Linked DNA regions of Homo sapiens: regions 1, 2 and 3 are each linked to region 4. A link is a contact called in ENCODE Hi-C or POLR2A ChIA-PET data. All regions are on one chromosome and are shown on one strand. Each heading gives the region's core, a stretch centred on a gene start or an enhancer-like site at or near the end of the contact. The rest is flanking DNA. Distances are from core to core; before and after follow the strand shown. Region 1 overlaps HABP2 (hyaluronan binding protein 2). Region 2 overlaps VTI1A (vesicle transport through interaction with t-SNAREs 1A). Region 3 has its middle 15 kb from the start of LINC02935. Region 4 overlaps TCF7L2 (transcription factor 7 like 2).

Region 1 (2,909 bases), core at 247-2,746, 430 kb after region 4:
TGGATCTAGAATGGTCTTGCTAAATATACTACAAAGCAGCTACCTTACCATGTGCAGAAGCAGCAGCGTCCACCCTTTAAGAGAAGACGGGTCAGCTGGGACCATGTGCTATTTTAGCCCTGTTGAAACTAGGAATGGATGTGGTGGGAGAAGTGGGCAGTGGCTTACGTGCCTTTTGATCTGAGTGAAGATGTTTGTTAAGATGTGTTTACCGCAGTAGGCTGGCCAAGGCTCAATCTGACTTTTGTACTTTCTCCAGCTGTCACTGGGGCCAAGTAGGCCCTCTCTGTGGCCTGCCAGGCCTAGGCCAGATTGGATAAGCTTTTTTTTTTTTTTTTTTTTTAAGACAGAGTCTCATTCTTTCACCCAAGCTGGAGTGCAGTGGCACGATCTCTGCTCACTGCAGCCTCCACTTCTCAGGTTCAAGCGATTCTTGTGCCTCAGCCACCCGAGTAGCTGGGACTACAGGCTCCTGCCCTCACGCCTGGCTAATTTTTGTATTTTTAGTAGAGATGGGGTTTTGCCATGTTGGCCAAGCTGGTCTCCAACTCCTGGCCTCAAGTGATCTGCCCACCTCGGCCTCCCAAAGTGTTGGGATTACAGGCGTAAGCCACTGCGCCCGGCCCACAGATAAGCCTTTTTATAAAGCATTCCAAGAACAGTGCCCCTGATTTTGAACCTAGCTCAACACCTGCCTCTCAAGGTTAATGAGCTTTTCTGTTTCTTTCTCCTCCATCCTTGCTTTATTACTGTGTACACGTGGCAGCTTCCTGGTCCCTCACAATGGTGACTAAGAGCAAGGACTCTGATGTGAGACTGACAGTCTCCTGTTCTGGCTCCAGCATTTCCTAGTTAAGTTATTTTAGACAACTTAATATCTGAAAACCTCAGTTTTGTCACCTCTAAATTGGATATAATCATAATACCTAAATTATGAAGTATTGTGTGCAACAAACAAGACAAAATGTCCGTAAAATATTTAACACAGTTGATGGCACATTGTCAGCTCTAAAGGAATGTGAACTGAGATAACAGTTTTCTCCCTAGTTATCTCTTCCTCCTACTCTTCCATCGATCTTTCTCTTTGAATGTGCAAGTCTCAGGAGTAAGGGTTCTTCTATCATTTTCTTGTCTCTGGGAGAAGAGATAATGGAATGATGGAATGAAAGGAGGCAAATACTGTGTCCACCCTTCCCACCTACCATCATCCAGGTTAGTTTCAGGGATCCGGATATAGGCATAAGTAATTGACTATCAGCCTGGACTTTCCCATACGGTCCCTAAATATCCAGCCAGGTGTTCGGACTACCAGTTTCCACATTGCACCACGGCCCCTCTCTGTGGGTGGACACTGTGAGTCACAAAATGAGTGACTTGCTTCAGATTCCGGCGACCCCCTGACAGGCAGCCCAAGCTGCACATCGGCTTCAGGCTCCCCGAGAGCCCAGCCCAGGAAGTCTCGGCTTTCTTTTTGTTTGGTTTCCCTCCGAGCGCCAGCTCCTAGGAAGGGCACGTCTGCCACCTGCTGGCTGTAGGCAGCATGGCACCCGGCTGTCCCTCAGGCTCCAGCTGGAGCCAGGATGCGCAATGCTGGCCCAGGTGCAGGTCCTGGAGGGCCCTTCCTTGCTGGACCCCGAGGAAGGATGTCCCTCAAAGTCTTCTGCCCACTTCTTAGGACATGGCCCACCCTGTTCGGCTCAAAGAGAAGAATTCGTAGGGAATCTCCAAAGGACTGGGTGGAGACAGGTCTAGACAGACAGGCCCTGCCCTGAGAAAGGCAAGGCAGGGAGCAAAGACCAGGACCAAGGCCCAGATGACTGGGGGTGATGAGGGCGAGATTGAAGAAGGGGTAACCTTTGTCCTTGAAGTCTTAGTGTATTAGTCCATTCTCATGCTGCTAATAAAGACATACCCAAGACTGGGTAATTTATAAAGAAAAAGAGGTTTAATAGACTCACAGTTCCACATGGCTGGGGAGGCCTCACAATCATGGCAGAAGGTGAAAGACACGTCTTACATGGTGGCAGGCAAAACAGTGTATGCAGGGGAACTGCGCATTATAAAACCATCAGATCTCCTGAGACTTAATCACTATCATGAGAACAGCACAGGAAAAACACACCCCCATGATTCAATTACCTCCCACATGGTCCCTCCTATGACACATGGGAATTATGGGAGCTACAATTCAAGATGAGATTTGGGTAGGGACACAGCCAAACCATATTAGGGTCCCCTCATGGCACCTCTCTGGCACTCAACCCCAGAGGTACCCATTTCTGGCAATCCTTCACCCTAAGCCCAGGAGCACCCCTAAGGCCTAAGCTGCCCTTCCTCTGCCAGGCCTCCCCACTGCCAACCCCCACCCTCAGCCCCAAACAGAACACCTGTCCCATCTCACTGCCTGCAGAAACAGGGTGTGGGGGAGGTGGTTAGCCAGGAAGTCATTAGACAGAGGCACAGTCCCCGATAACAAATGACCTCTCTTCCTTTTTTTGCATTCCTTTCCCCTCACCAACATGTTATTTTGTAATTTTTTAAACCTACAGAAAAGTGGGAAGAATAATGCAATGAATATTCTTCATCCAGATAGATGCCACAATTGTTAACATGTCGTTATGGTTGCTGTGTCTCTCATTCTCCTGTGTGTATAGTTGTTTTGTTTGTTTGTTTGCTGAATCATTTGCAAGTAAATTGTAGACATCACTCTACCTCACCACGCATCTCTCTCTTTTGTTTTTTTCTTAGATGGAGTCTCGCTCTGTAGCCCAGGCTGGAGTGCAGTGGCACAATCTTGGCTCGCTGCAAGCTCTGCCTCCTGGGCTCACCCCATTCTCCTGCCTCAGCCTCCCGAGTAGCTAGGACTACAGGCCCCCGCTGCCACATCCAGCTAATTTTTTGTACTTTTA
Region 2 (2,786 bases), core at 112-2,611, 420 kb before region 4:
AACTGTTCCTGGGGATGACCTACTTCAAGGGCGCAGTCAGCTTCTGAGGCCTTCAGCAGGTTATCCTGAAATCATTTTAGTTCACCTTGATATCACCTGTTGAACATATCTAAGACTGGTGTATTCGCAGACTTGTTGTAGGCACAGTTGCTAACCCCAGGGAAGAGATTTCGGAGTCAGTAACTACTTTGTCAGTGTATTGAGACTGGGAAGACACGCTGCTTTACCAAACCTACTCTGAGCATATGGAGTGCTGTTCTTGGCACTCGGGATGCGCATCAGCCCAGGGACCTGCCAGCTGGGAGCGGACCCCTAGAAGGGGATCTAGTGGGAACATAAGTAAGTATGGTCCAGCACAGAAGGGATGGATCTGAGGAAGAAGGCATGGAGGATGAGGATCCGAGGTGAGGGAAAGGGCCATGAAAAAATTTCTGACGAAGTGTTCTCCTGGGAGTTTCCAGCACAGAGAGAGATTTCCAGTTGAGATCAGGGAAGAGCAAGGAATATTTGAAATGCATGGAGACACTGTCACCAGTTCATCCTTTGAAGGCAACATGTCTTGGCATGTTCATTTCTATTCTACAAACATTTATGGAACACATGCTGTTGAGACATGGCAGGCCTTAGGTAGTGAAGATAAAATATAAATAATCCATGTCGCTCTCCCAACATGTATACTCTAGTGAGAAGACATAACTAAGCAAATTTTATTATAAATTTGAGTATAACATACCCATATGTGTACACAAGGAGTTCTTAGCTAAGTTGGGGTTCCTGGAGTTGGTGATACCTGGCCTGAGCTTTGAAGAATAAGTGTGTGTTAGCCAATGAAGAGAGAACAGGGACATGGAGGCCTTAAAACAATATGTTGTGCCCAGGAGCTACAGATTGACCATCCCTACTCTGAAAATCCAAAATTCAAAATGCCCCAAAATCCAAGTTTTTGAGCCCCAATATGATGCTCAAAAGGAATACTCACTGGAGCACTTTGGATTTCTGATTTTTGGATTAGAGATATTCAACTGGAGTGTTATTTTGCATATATTCCCAAATCCAAAAAAAATTAAAAACTCAAACACTTCTGGTCCCAAGCATATTGGATAAGGGATACCCAACCCCTACAAACTGTTCCGTTTTACTTGAGGAAAAAAGACAAGGCGGGAGCCAGGGTTTGAGCCAGTGGTACCTTAGAGGGGCTGTAGGTTCCCCACCACCCCAAGAGCCCCTTGCCATGAATGCTGCCAGGGCCACCCCAAGCAAACATAGTTGGAGTAAGAGGACTGTGCTTGCTATGTAAACGCAGCTTCGTAACAAGTGCCGTTGCACCTCTGCTGCCCTAAGCTCCTCTGTATGGAAAATCTAGAGATTCCACCGAAGGGACATTGGCTCAGTGCTGAGAGTTGGAAGCTCTGAGTCATGACTGAGTTGGAAGCTTACATGTTGATTTACAAGGCGTCTTTGCCCATTACATTTATTTACATGTCCAGAGGTCATGGCCTGAAAGGCTTGGCTCCAAATATGATGTGCCCTTTCTATTGTTGATGATGTGACTCTCCATTCAGTTCTCTTTTTCTCTTCTCCTGGTTATCTGTTGCTGAGTAGCAAACCACCCTAGAAATGCAGTGACTTCAGCAGCAGTCTCTCAGGATTTTGGCGGGTTAGGAAAATCAGGGGTTGCTTGGCTGGGTGTTCTGGCTCAGGGTCTCTCATGAGCCTTCTTCAGACAGAGATCAGAGCTGGAACTATGTAGGGGGGACAGGAGCCTGGAGTAGCTCGGGACTGGCTGGGCACCTTTCTCTTTCTGTCATTAGTCAAAAGGCCCTTCCATGTGGTCTCCCTGCATATGCTGGTTTGGGCAATCTTACGGTATGGCAGCCTCAGACTTGGCAGCCCAGGGCACCTAAGGTGAGAGCTACAAAAGCAAGAGGCAGAAGCTGTGTGGCTTTTTCTTACCCAATCTAATAAGTCACACAGTGCCACATTCTGTGCCTCATTCTACTCAGCAAGACAGTCGCAAGGGCCTGCCGAGGTTTAAGGGGATGGGATGTGACACATACCCCACTCTTTGATGCAGGGGTGGCAGGTTGACGAAGACCAGTGGGGCAGGAAATATTGTTGCAACCAGTTTTGGAAAATACAATCTGTCACATCCCCGAAGAACATTTTCATCCACTCACATAATCCTTTAAGTTACCTAAAAATTAATTTACTCATTACGGTGTCGCCCACAACCTTCCTTGCTCCCTTCCCACAGCAAAATCCAAGGCCTCAGTGCACACACACAAACCACAAAACTCCTGTTGTCTGAATGAGAGTCAGTCACTCAAGTGTGTACTGTCCCCATCAAGATGACAACATTTTATAAGGATGTATCCTGTTGCCCCATCTTCTAGGAATTTGCACTTCCATCCATTGTTAAAGCCAAATATTGCTCAGATCTTTCATGGAGAGGCCCCTTTGAATCTAACCCCTGCAAACTAGAGACTCAGGAGTGAATGATTTCAAATCTCTATTTGCTCTGCACCTGGGAGATTGATGGTACTCTCATAACAAGTTTGGTCAATGGCATTTAGTGGAGTACTGAATGCTTCAGGGAGTGAAAAAAGAGAAACTGAAAGAAAGGCCCAGATTTTGGGCTCAAGGAACTTTACAAACTGAAGCATTAGCATGTTCGTGGTAAGAAATCTTCTGATTTAAACAAATGATGTAAATTTTACATTTTTTAGTAAGCACTACTTCAAGTGTGCTATCTTTAATGAAGACTTTAATTCTTGTTTTTACACATA
Region 3 (2,700 bases), core at 112-2,611, 260 kb before region 4:
GCCATTGTGTGTGCATAATATTGATCAGTTTGATTGGTGGATGGAAACTGATTAACTTTATGTTCTTGAATCATGTGTTTCCCTGAGGCCTGGAAATTATTCTGAGAAGCTCCCTGACCCCTATACACGAGCCCCCTTATAGCCTGTGTTCATTTTCCTCCCTGGCTCTGCAGGCCCACCATCCCCATTCCTGGGCATTGTCACACTCTGACAGGCAGCTGGGCTAATGTCAGAAAATGGGACAGGTGGTATGGCATTCTGCAGAATTTGGGGGATGTGGTGTAGCTTTTTCCCTGGAAGAAGCCAGAGCTGGCCAGACTGACCAAATGTGTACCGCACCCCTAATGATGGTCCACCTTCCCAAAAGGAAAGCAAGTGAAGGATCATGCATTTAAATTACCTCTAGGCTTCATAAACAAAACCAAAATCTTTTTTCTGGAAATAATTTTAGATTTACAAAAGAGTTATAAAGGTAGTACAGAAAGGTTCTCATACCCTTCACCCAGCTTCCCCTAACGTTAACTACTTACATAACCATGATCCATTTGTCAAAATGAAGACATTATCATTGACACCCTGGTGTGGTGGTGCACGCATGCAGTCCCAGCTACTCGGGAGTCTGAGGTGGGAGGATCCTCTGAGCCTGGGAGGTGGAGATTGCAGTGAGCCACTGCACTCCAGCCTGGATGATAGAGTGAGACCCTGTCTCAAAAAAGCAAAACAACAACAACAAAAACATTCCCACAATACTATTAGCCAAACTACAGACTTATTTAGATTTCCCCAGTTTTCCCACTACTGTCCTTCTTCCATTCCAAGAGCCCATCCCGAATTCCACATAGCATTTAGCCTTAGCCATCATGTCTCATTAGTCTCCTTCAGTCTATGACAGTTTCACAGTCGTTCCTTGTCTTTCATGACCTGGAGAGCTTTTGAAGAGTAGCACTCAGGTGTTTTGTAGAATGTTCCTCAATTTGGGGTTGACTCATGTTTTCTCATAACTCAACTGAGGTCATGAGGTTTGGGAAGAGGTGTCATGCCATTCACATTGTATCATGTCAGGGGCACATGCCACCAACCTGCAATATTACTGGTGATGTTAACTTTTGACATTAAGCTTACCAAAGGTGGTATTTGTGAGATTTCTCCACTGAGAATTCACTGTATTTTCCTTTCCATTCTCTATTCGTTAGAAGCAAGTCACAAAGTCCAACTCACACTCAAGGGGATGGGAATTGAACTTCTGGAGGGAGGAACCTCTGGGCTTTTAAAAATACACAGCACACTAGGCAGGGCTGCCAGGAGCAGGGAGGGTCCCAGGCCTGCCCACTGACTTGCTGTTGACCTTGGGTGAGTCACTGTGTTTCTCAGAGCCGGGATTTCCCTCCCTCTTATGAAATCCATCATGGTTTCACGGCCCCACAGCTGTCTCTAGGAGCCTCAGAAGGATTTAGCCAGTAACACTTTGAGCTGCTGGAATATGGATCTGATAGGGGACACAGGGTCCTTGTTAATGACACTGGGGTCCTGTTCCTGGTCTGTAAGCAGTTTCCAATCCTGATGCTCATCATCCCCATAACAGGAGTGCCCCCTCAAAGTGGTGGGGCCGTCACTATTTTTACAAAATGGTCTCATGTTATAAACATGCTAACGAGGATTTTGTGTAGCAGGAAATACCACAGGGAAATATTTTTGTAAAGTGAAGCATTATTTTGCAAAGTGAATAATTCCCCTGAATTAGCCTTTTTGTCTAAAGTCAACTTTTCACTTATTGGATTTGCTTAAACTAAGGGGCTCTAGGAATTCCTTCCAAAGTACACACTGTCTTTGTGCAAATGCTTCTGAATGGACAGAATGTTTTCTATGTTGATGGTGATGAATTACCTGAGAATCATAACTTATAGTAATTGTTTTACGGCCTTGTTGGTTGACTCTTTACTAGTGGAGAATCCTGGCCAGCCTGTATTCTGTCAATTGACACTAACAAGAACTAAACCCCAAAAAGATTGCCGTTTGGTGACTTTAGCAAAGACAATGAATGGTGAGCTATGTTTTTCTGGGAGTAGGTATATCTGCTGGGATTAGATGTTTTCTCTGTTTCTTCTGACATCACACCACTCTCCGTGGACCACCATGTCTGGGCACACAGGCTTTGCGTCCTACAAAACTCCAGGGTATCACTCCCAGGGATTCTGATGTGGATGGTGCTCCCTGGAGTTCAGCAACATGGCAGCCCTGTCTCCCACCCTGTGGAGCCACTGCTGAACTCGTCCAGTTTCTCACCCCGCGTCAGGTCTCTGATAAACCTGGAGGAGGGCTGACATAGAGCAGAATGCCACTGTCCAAGACTTTGGTGTTCTCTCCAAATTCCTCTCCACAGACAGTCAACAAAGGCTTCTGACAAGGTGGAAGAAAATGTTCATTCTACCCTTTTCATTTGTGGCCATGACTGGACCACCCCACCTGGACAATATGTAATAACGTCCTTCAGAGATCCTCTAATTGTCTGAGAATAGCACAATTACCTGGGTTGTGCTGGGGGAAGGGTGTTCGAGTGTTTCTTTGTTGAAGATAAAGAGTTAAAATAGACAAGAATTTTTAGTACTCTCTTGACATGTCTTCATTTTTCAACATAGAAAGAATCTCAAAAATGGAAGTGACCCATAGCATCCCTCATCCTGAGAAAGACTCAGGCCAAGA
Region 4 (2,825 bases), core at 47-2,546:
GTGATACAGGTATTATGATCTCTGTATTGTCACAACAGGCTGCTGCATCGGCATTTTCTGGAAGCAGCAGAGCCTGAAACCTTGTATTCTTAGGGAAACCTCCCCTTTGTGGTTTGGGGTTGTTGGGGACCTGGCTGAGCTGTGTAATAGAATTCTTTCCTTCTGCAATATTTTGGAATGTGATGAAATCCTGACATGCCCTCCAGATTACGTAGTTCTGCACACATTTGAGGATTTTTGAAAAAATTCAACTTTGCCTGGGTCACTCCCTCGTTACCTTAAACTTGCAACACATCAGCTGGAGATCAGAGGGAGCAGCAATTGTGTTTGCCCTCCTTGTCCCATGGTGACTCTGTGTCATTTTCACGCGTGTTATTTATTCTGGCTGTAGATGCCCATTAAAGGATGCCCATGTTTGGGATACTAACAAGGCAGGATAGAACGGAACAATGCAGTTCTGCCTTTGTGTTCGTCTTCCTTTCTGTCGGTCTTTGCTGAATCACAGGGTTTGAGCATTTGTGTTTGTTGAGCCACATGAGTGGAAACATTTATTCTTCCTCTTGGCTTACCTCCTCTTTTTCTAGGGAGAAGATTTACCTGATCAGTGAAGGAAACAGCTGTTTCTTGAGCTTTTCTCAGACTCCATGGAGTAGGCATGATTTTCAAATGCAGGCTGAGATTCGAAAGTTAGGCACAGGGTATACAAGAAAAACAAAAGACCTTTTTATGCAGCTGTTCCTTGTAAATAAATTAGAAAGTTGGTGTCAGATTTTGTTCACTACTTCTTTCTTTAATTCCCCAGGATGTAATAACCATTATGCTCTTAAAATTTACTCTAAATCAAAATTGGTGATTTCCTTTCCATTATATTTAGGAATCCCTAGATTTGGGGTTGTTGTATTTGGTGGCGAGGGGGTGGTCTGGAAATCATTATTATTTGTTAAAAGTTGTTTTGAATTTGAGCTTTTGGATTTCTTCATTTGGGATAGGTTCGATTTATTTCTGGCTCGATTTTGAAGATCTGCTCTCCTAGAAACAGCTGTACTCTCTTACCCAATTCCCAAACATTCTCTGTGAACTCGGGCACTTAACAAGATTGATTATGTTAACGCTAATCATTTAATACCCAAGTAGTAGAGAAATATTTGGCAGGAGGGTGGAGGTTGCAAATTCCTGGGAAATTACTTAGGGGTGAAGTGGCTGGTTCTTCATCCCTGAGACCTGGCAGAGGATTAGGACAGAGGGCCCCGTTGTGCCTGTCGCACTCCCTCACTGACCTCCAGGTTGAGAATTTTGTGACGCTGCCGGAGGGAGGCAGAGGCAGGCAGGAAGAAAACCCTGGAAACTCGCTGATCAGGGGCGAGCCTGGACCGGGTGGGCTAAGATGTAAGCTTGCAAGTGTTTTAAAGGTTGGCTGGGGGAGGCACAATGGGATGTTTTCTTTTTAATTGCAAAATAAATGAGAATGAGGGGAAATAAATTATGTTTAATGAACTTAACTGGAAGTAATTGTTCAAGAGCCTGTGAATGCACAGCTTTACTGGGTCGGCCCTTGGCTGCGGTTTTCACAAAGCCAAGCAGCTGGTGCACATCTTTATTTTCCAGGTTCGAATGTTCCTTTATTCCTCCATCTCAACACCTTCTTTATTTTCCAGGTACGAATGTTCCTCTATTCCTCCATCTTAACACCTTCTTTATTTTCCAGGTTCGAATGTTCCTCTATTCCTCCATCCCAACACCTCCAGCCCACCCACCACCTCTCACCCCCCAGCCCTTCCATCCTCCTTTTGAGGATAGAGAAAAGGTCTTTAAGAAGAGCTGAGCTTGGTCCTCTAGACCCTTCATGTTTGGCAGTCTGTTTGGTGTGTTACCAGCTGGGTGGTTATAGTATAGAAAGGGCCACCCCAAGAAAGGCCAAGGACTTGAAGTGATCGAGTTAGTTCTAGGTATTTGCATGTGTGTGAGAGAATTTGGATGAAAACTGACTGCACGTTTCTCCTCTCCCTGCTTGCTCTGTTCAGTCATTTCCCAGCAAGAAGAATTTTAATGCCTGTGTGAATCCATGAGAAACTATGAGTCGGCAAAATTTCACAGACGGCAGGGAGAATCATCTCTCTTCCTCTTCTTGCTGTCTAAATGGATTTGATTCCAGAGAGGGAGAGGGAGAGAAATAAAAGCCAGCTATTGATAATTTACAATACAAATAAGCAGCACCCTTCCTAGGAGGCTCTCAGGGATTGGAGACGCTCTAACTCTGCAGCCTGCGGGGGTAGGTTCTGCAGCAGCCCGGCCAGAGGATGCAGGCTGTGTACTGCGGCTGGCAGGGTGGGCTTTGCTTTTCTGCATCTCACAGGCAGATCTCTTTTCTCTTACCACCTTGTTTCTCCAAGTAAAACTCGAACCCTGTGAAACCTTCTGTCTTTTATTTATTATTTCCAACAGGCAGTGCTGTAGCTATCGATAGAAGTCTTGTCCAGGGAAACAATCCACCATTAGCTGGGAGCAAGGCCTTAGACAGAAAGGAGCAACATTCAACTAAGGAAGACCCCGGCCACGGTGATGCATGGGTCCTGGCTAGCTGCGAGGGGAGAGGGGCACGGGCCAGGGTAAAATGCTCTGAGGAAGCCCACCCATTTGGGGCCACGGGAGGAAGTCATGACTGCTGTTTTTATTCTGTGTATATATAAGAGGTTTGCAGGATGCAAAAGCAAGTGTTGGCCTGCTGGGTTGGGATGGGACTGTCCATGCAGGCCTAGGCCTAGGTTGCACTGGCTGTGTCTCCTGTGGCCATCCCACCAGCAGAAATAGTTGCTAACTGCTGGGGT

The links. A loop is a pair of places that touch in the nucleus more often than their neighbours do. ChIA-PET counts read pairs that join two places held with the same protein, here RNA polymerase II (POLR2A). Pooled maps may share reads with other maps.
Region 1: a loop to region 4 is called in a map of A673, with 2.2 times the contacts of the local background. The contact joins two enhancer-like sites. A Hi-C loop is called at or near these places in 6 of 168 maps with a recorded cell type or tissue (A673, CD8-positive, alpha-beta T cell, chondrocyte and 3 more), 2 of 37 single-sample maps with no recorded cell type and 18 of 50 pooled maps. POLR2A ChIA-PET finds 5 or more read pairs at or near these places in 1 of 52 experiments (A673).
Region 2: a map of adrenal gland shows a loop between it and region 4 (3-fold over the local background). The contact joins two enhancer-like sites. A Hi-C loop is called at or near these places in 65 of 168 maps with a recorded cell type or tissue (A673, CD14-positive monocyte, CD4-positive, alpha-beta T cell and 36 more), 17 of 37 single-sample maps with no recorded cell type and 47 of 50 pooled maps. POLR2A ChIA-PET finds 5 or more read pairs at or near these places in 1 of 52 experiments (IMR-90).
Region 3: a loop to region 4 is called in a map of endothelial cell of hepatic sinusoid, with 2.3 times the contacts of the local background. The contact joins two enhancer-like sites. A Hi-C loop is called at or near these places in 1 of 168 maps with a recorded cell type or tissue (endothelial cell of hepatic sinusoid). POLR2A ChIA-PET finds 5 or more read pairs at or near these places in 2 of 52 experiments (OCI-LY7 and RWPE1).

What each region holds. Positions count from the first base shown.
Region 1 is chr10:113,562,120-113,565,028 of GRCh38, forward strand. All of the region lies in intron 1 of HABP2 (hyaluronan binding protein 2), which reads left to right. Among named protein-coding and RNA genes, the nearest start is that of HABP2, 11 kb to the left of the region's middle. Within about 2 kb of position 1,497, at least 4 of the 41 ENCODE cell types and tissues checked have a DNase peak (open chromatin) inside an H3K27ac peak, as active enhancers do.
Region 2 is chr10:112,715,735-112,718,520 of GRCh38, forward strand. All of the region lies in intron 7 of VTI1A (vesicle transport through interaction with t-SNAREs 1A), which reads left to right. Among named protein-coding and RNA genes, the nearest start is that of MIR4295, 83 kb to the left of the region's middle. Within about 2 kb of position 1,362, at least 4 of the 41 ENCODE cell types and tissues checked have a DNase peak (open chromatin) inside an H3K27ac peak, as active enhancers do.
Region 3 is chr10:112,874,666-112,877,365 of GRCh38, forward strand. No RefSeq gene overlaps it. Among named protein-coding and RNA genes, the nearest start is that of LINC02935, 15 kb to the right of the region's middle. Within about 2 kb of position 1,362, at least 2 of the 41 ENCODE cell types and tissues checked have a DNase peak (open chromatin) inside an H3K27ac peak, as active enhancers do.
Region 4 is chr10:113,131,635-113,134,459 of GRCh38, forward strand. All of the region lies in intron 5 of TCF7L2 (transcription factor 7 like 2), which reads left to right. Among named protein-coding and RNA genes, the nearest start is that of SNORA87, 88 kb to the left of the region's middle. Within about 2 kb of position 1,297, at least 2 of the 41 ENCODE cell types and tissues checked have a DNase peak (open chromatin) inside an H3K27ac peak, as active enhancers do.